Linked DNA regions of Mus musculus: region 2 is linked to region 1. The links are chromatin loops, found by intact Hi-C in ENCODE. Cell type or tissue: heart. All regions are shown on one strand. Each heading gives the region's core, and the rest is flanking DNA. Links, peaks and the distances in the headings are about the cores only.

Region 1 (2,907 bases), core at 174-2,673:
CACAGAGAAAGGAGCTTCAGTTGGGGAAATGCCTCCATGAGATCCAACTGTAAGGCATTTTCTCAATTAGTGATCAAGGGGGAAAGGCCCCTTGTGGGTGGGACCATCTCTGGGCTGGTAGTTCTGGTTTCTATAAGAAAGCAGGCTGAGCAAGCCAGGGGAAGCAAACCAGTAAAGAACATCCCTCCCTGGCCTCTGCATCAGCTCCTGCTTCCTGACCTGCTTGAGTTCCAATCCTGACTTCCTTGGTGATGAACAGCAGTATGAAAGTGTAAGCTGAATAAACCCTTTCCTCCCCAACTTGCTTCTTGGTCATGATGTTTGTGCAGGAATAGAAACCCTAACTAAGACAATAATGTTACTCTCTTTAAACATACCAGAAGAGGGCATCAGATCCCATTGCAGATGATTGTGAGCCACCATGTTCAATTCTGGGAATTGAACTCAGGATCTCTGGAAGAGCAGCTAGTGCTCTTAACCGCTGAGTCATCTCTCCAGCCCTGTCTAATAATTTTTTAAAAAGCATTTTCTCTATTCACACATCTTCTAAGTATCTACTGTCTCTCTTCTACAAGCCAGGCACTGTCGTCAGTCCTGGGAAAGCAGCAATGAATTAGCCAAAGCCCTTAACCTCAAGAGGCCACCATTATATAAGTGACCAGTATAAACAAATCGCCCATGTAACTCCTCAGCCTCACTGGGCCTTTATCTGGCCTTTAGATCTCCCTTCTAAACCATACTCAAATACATGTATAATCAGGGCACCAGCGGACTAAGCTGCACCTTGAAGGCTTACATAATATACATTTTATTTACATGCTATTAACCACCACTCCTAGATATCTCTCTCTCTCTCCCCCCAAGGTGTCACTATGTAGCTTTGGCTGACCTGAAATTTGCTCTGTAGACTCAGCTGGCCCGAACTCATTAAAGGCATAGCTCTATCCCTCCTGGGATTAAAGGCATCAAAAGTGTGCACAGCTTCACCTTTTCTTTTTGAAAAACAATTCTGCTCTATGTCCTTGGCTGGCTGAGAAATTACTACGTAAGCCACGCTGGTTTCCAACCTGTGATGATCCTTCTCCCTCGGCTCTTGAGTGAGTCCTGGAAGGATGGGCATGTGCCACAAGTCTAGCTCTTTCGATTTGAATTTTCTTAATTCTATTATTAATTTATCACAAAAAAGTGTCAGAAAATGCATACCTGTTCCCCCCTTCAAATCGTTAACTGCACTATGAATTTAAAAAGATTTACTTTATGTATGTGAGTATAGTGTTACTCTCTTTAAACACACCAGAAGAGGGCATCAGATCCCATTACAGATGATTGTGAGCCATCATGTGGTTTCTGGGAATTGAACTCAGGATCTCTGGTCGTTTAAAAAATACTGTGGGGCTTAAGAGATGGCTCTGCAGTTAAGAGCACTGACTACTCTTTTCGGAGGTCTCTTTTGATTTCCAGGCCCAACAATGCTGCTTATGACAGTAACTTCTGTCCCAAGGTATCCAGTGCCCTCTTCTGGCCTCCAGGGGCACAGTGTGCACCTGTACACAGTCATCTAATAAAATTTAAAATCTAAAAGTGTTGAATTTAGTCCTGCCATGACTATTTTAAAAGACTGAAACTGACTTCTGTCACTCCTAAAAGAATTAGTCGGGAATTATACAGGTAATTTATTTTTGTTTTGCTAGCTGATGTGGGTTTTTCTTGGAAAAGGGTACAGCATTCAGTCTCTTGTCTCAGATACCAAGAGCGAATCCACTTGAGTCATTCGGGAATTGTTTAGCTGTAATACAGATTAAATAAAACTTTGAAGATGACGGAGCAGGTTTCCAAGAGATGAGGATCTGTATAATTGGTGATACATATAAACACGCTAACCTTCAAATCTATGGATGCTAATACACATTTGGTAACAAAAGAGGAGGAAAAAGCAAAAACCAGTTAATACATAAAGCATCGCCAATAAACCAATGGTCCCCGAGGGACCAAGCTTGCGATGTCCTCTTTTCTGAAAGATAACATCTGTCACAAGACCCTGAAATCCTTCTTGTATGACAAACACGAGGGACCTTTCCAGAGGGGACGAACTGCTCACGGTTGAATGTCAGGCCTCGCTGCCAACCAGAATCACCAGAGGTGCCTCTGGACTTTGCCTCATTCATTTCCCTTCCGCAACCCAGCCCTGCGATGACCCATCTACACTCAGCGGTGACCAGAGCAGGTGCTGAGGGGCTCGAATGAACAGGTTGCGGGGTCCCCTTACCCCATTACATACCGGAGGGAGAAAAGGCTGTGGTTACCCTTCCTCGGCTAGGAAAAGTAAGAGAGCGTTCAAAGCCTCCGCCAGGGCTGCATCAAGAGCCCAGCTCGTCTGCCTGGGTCACAAACCCAGGCAAGCGCCCTTTGTTTACGGAAGTGACGTAATCTGGGCGGGGCCCTCCGAGAGGCGAAAAGCCCCGCCTCTCCCAGGTCCCTTAGCGATGCTCGCGTCTCTGCTTTGGGCTCCGTCTTCCCATAGCCGCCTTCAGGTATGGCTCCAGCGGCTGCGGGAAAGAGGAGTTGTTGTTGGCCACTCCACTTCTGCCTGTCTCATGGCCTCATGGAAACTGGCTGTATATTGTCCTCACCGGAAGCGGCCAGCCACCTCGGTGAAGGACCGCCCCATGCACTGCAATTCCCAGCATGCCTTTCGAACAAATCGAAGGCGGAGCCTATTGTCCCCTTGCGGCGGATCCACACCTCGGATTGGCTGCTTTTAGTTTGGCTTGAGAAGCGGTATTGGGTTCAGCATCCCTGATGCTGTGCCGCCAAGTGTGATTCTGTAAATAGCCAGTATCCAAGCATTGCAGTTGGGTGTGGTGGGGGTGGGGTGAGTGCGTTTAGGTTTTCTGTGTACCTGTCTGT
Region 2 (2,907 bases), core at 241-2,740, 86 kb after region 1:
ATGGTTTTCGGAGGGTTTTTTGTTTGTTTGTTTGTTTGTTTTTGTTCCTCTGGACTCCCAGTTGACTACAGAACTCTTGGTCAGCGGGTGACTTATTGAGGTCTTCCACGAGGTCCACAAAAGCGTCCCAGAAGTCTTGAGAGCTTTGCAGGAGAGAGACCAGGGGGGCTCAGACGAGCCGCCCAGCGTTTCCAGGGAGGCAGGACGGAGCCTCAGCCGCCACCGCAGCAGCGCAGGTGAGCTGCCGAGTTCTTGGTTGGCCCCGCAGTCCGGCGCCTCTGCGACGCCCGCGCAGCGCCCCACTCGGGCCTGGGGTGCGGGCGGCGACTGGGCCCCGGCGCCCGGGGGCTCGGCTGGGGGCGTGGGCGGCGACCCGGAGCTCCGGGACTGCGCGGCCGCCCCAGCAGGGTGCGCTGGGGCGCCGGGCGGCCAACGGCCTGGGCGCAGGGCGCGGCGGGCGCGGGAGCCGCAGGTGGTTCCCAGCCGGCCTTTCTCCTCCCCCTTCCCTTTCTCCGGCCGCCCTCCCTCGCGCCCGTGGCGGCGGCACTTCCCCCGCTTCCTCCTCCCTCTCCAATCCAGAGGGAGGGAAGGAGCCGAGGCGCTTTCCTGCCTGCAAACTTCAGCGGGGCCCGCCGCGGCCGCCCGGGAGCTGCTCCGGGAACTTTCTCGGCCGCGCTGCTCCAGAGCCCCGGAGGAGGCAAGCAGCCGCGCGGCACCGGGTTAGGGTCTCCGCGCGGTCCCTGCGCCTCCTCGCCGCCCGGCCTCGTCCCCGCGGCAGCTGCCCCGGGACCCTCCTTTGTGTTGGATGCGGACCCGCGCCCATCGTCCCCGGGGCCCGGCGTGAACTCCGTGATCGCCGGTCCGCCGGCACCCCGCGTGCCCAGCCATGCCCTTCCACCAACGAAGCGTAGAGCCCGCACGGCTGCGCCGGCCCGACGAGGCGGCACTGGCTCGGGCTGGGGACCCGCCGCTCTTCCGCTCGCTGGAGCAGGTCAGCTCGCACACCCTGGTCTGCCTGCTCGCCCAGCTGGCCGACCTGTCGCGCTGCGCTGGGGACATTTTCGGGGAGCTCGAGGGCCAGGCGGCTGCGCTGGGTCACCGCACCGCCGAGTTGCACCGTCGCCTGGACGCCCTGCACGCCGCCGCCGCGCGTCTGGACCACCGGCGAGTGAAAATCCGTGAGTGGCTGGTGGCCCCGGGGAGGGCACCGCGGCACAGAGGCGCTCGGCCAGCTGCTGCCTCCCGCCCCCTGGCGGCCCAGGCTCAGCTTTCTGACCTCCTCGGGAGCCCACGGGTGTCGGTGGCTCGGGTGGGGAGGCAGTCCAGGTAGCAATATACGTGTGATGAGCCCCGATTCTGGCCTCCAAAAAACTGACTTGGAGTGGGCGCAGAGTGTGGCTTTTGGGAGTGCCATTCCTCTGCTCTGTCAGTGGGAAACTGACGAGCAGCAACAGCTATGGCACAAGTGATGGTGTCCTGTCGAAGTCATTACTATTGCTATGTGCTAAAACACACAGCTTTTAAGCGGTGGACACCTCACACTTGAGGATCAGTTTGTGGACAATCTCTGGGGACCAAGCGAGGATTGCAGCAGCTTGTCACAGCTGCGCAACACCCCACCCCCCGCGCCCCCCGCAGGTATTGTACCTGTGGCATTACCTTCCAAAGAAAGCACACAAACTTGAGGTTTTTACTTTTAGCCTTGAATTTTGTTTCCTTTTCCAGAGTGGCCACTGGTTCTTTGTTATTCAGAGGACCTTGACCTTGAGCTGGGACTCTGTCTTTGGCCCTCTTCAACCCCCCAGATTAAGTCTATGTCTTGACATTGTAATCTCCAAGTGCCCATCTCTTTTCAGCAGCTTTAACTGGCTCTGATGAATGAAGGGACTGGAATTTCCTGCTGGCCTAAACTAAGAAACTTTCAGTGTGATGCCTGGGTGGTTTCTCCCTTTCCAGTAGGTGAACTTGTTCATGCTACTTAGTGCAAAGAGTAAATTGGGGATGGCTGATGGATTGCCGGGTGGGAGGGGAGATACTGGTATAACAGCCCACGCCTAGGTTTCAGCAGCTCTGCATGAAAAATGGCCCGACTTAGAATCACTTCATACGTGTGTAATCCGGAGTAGCTTGTTTTCCAGCTTGAAAACCCAAGTCACGTTTAACCATCTCGAAGCTTAGGAGTTCGAATTTTCACAAATTTGAATCTACTACTTACATATGCCGCTGTAATGTGTTTCCTAAGTTGTGCATTTCTGGTTATGCTAAAACACACAGCTTTTAAGTGGTGGACAGCTTTCAACCCAGGAGAGTGGGAGGGGATGAGAAGGGGCGTGGAGTCAAAATGACCTAATAATTTGTACGGAACATAATCAGAATCTATTTAGTTCATGTGAACGATGACCTCATGCATAGGATGTGCTGTCCTAGGGGACCTTCACTGTAAACCTGGCAGTCCTGTTTGTTTCTGTGCCTTTTTGTGTTGGGTGTGTGCACCTGGGTGAGTGAGACTGTCATCCCTGACGTGCAGTGTGGTGAGGCCGCTCTAACTACTGGGTGAAGAACTCTAAGGGAAGTAAACAAAACAAAACAAAGAGAACACATTCTAGTTACATGGAATGGAGTGTTGCCCCATTCTGTAATTGCAGAACAAGGCCAATTACAATTTTAAGATAACCTGTAGAAAAATAAACAATATTCCTTGATGTTAAAACTCTTTCCTTGCTGGCTGGAGAGATGGCTCAGAGGTTAAGGACACTAGCTGCTCTCTTCTAGAGGGCCCTGGTTCAATTCCCAGCATCACCATTGCAGATCATGGCTCCCTGTAAGTCCAGTTGCTAGGGGATCCAACACCCCATACAGACATACACACAGGCAAAACACCAGCACATAAAGTAAAAATAAACTGAG

Evidence for each region. A loop is a pair of places that touch in the nucleus more often than their neighbours do. Peaks named below come from ENCODE experiments on the same cell type or tissue, not always from the same donor. Only the 100,000 strongest peaks of a DNase experiment are listed, where the experiment ranks them.
Region 2: a loop joins it to region 1, with 3 times the contacts of the local background. A loop is called at or near these places in 13 of 42 quality-filtered maps.

Annotation. Positions count from the first base shown.
Region 1 is chr10:18,232,574-18,235,480 of GRCm38, forward strand. Ccdc28a (coiled-coil domain containing 28A) reads right to left here and starts at 2,408. Exons shown (of 6, transcript NM_144820.4): 1 at 2,279-2,408. In heart, for the core only: a CTCF peak has its summit at 1,537 (motif pointing left); no DNase peak of the experiment used is centred there; H3K4me3 peaks cover 856 bases; H3K27ac peaks cover 681 bases.
Region 2 is chr10:18,318,099-18,321,005 of GRCm38, forward strand. It overlaps a transcript of Nhsl1 not described here. Among named protein-coding and RNA genes, the nearest start is that of Ccdc28a, 85 kb to the left of the region's middle. In heart, for the core only: CTCF peaks have their summits at 454 and 1,251 (motif pointing left); DNase peaks (open chromatin) are centred at 543 and 1,173; H3K4me3 peaks cover 2,205 bases; H3K27ac peaks cover 1,434 bases.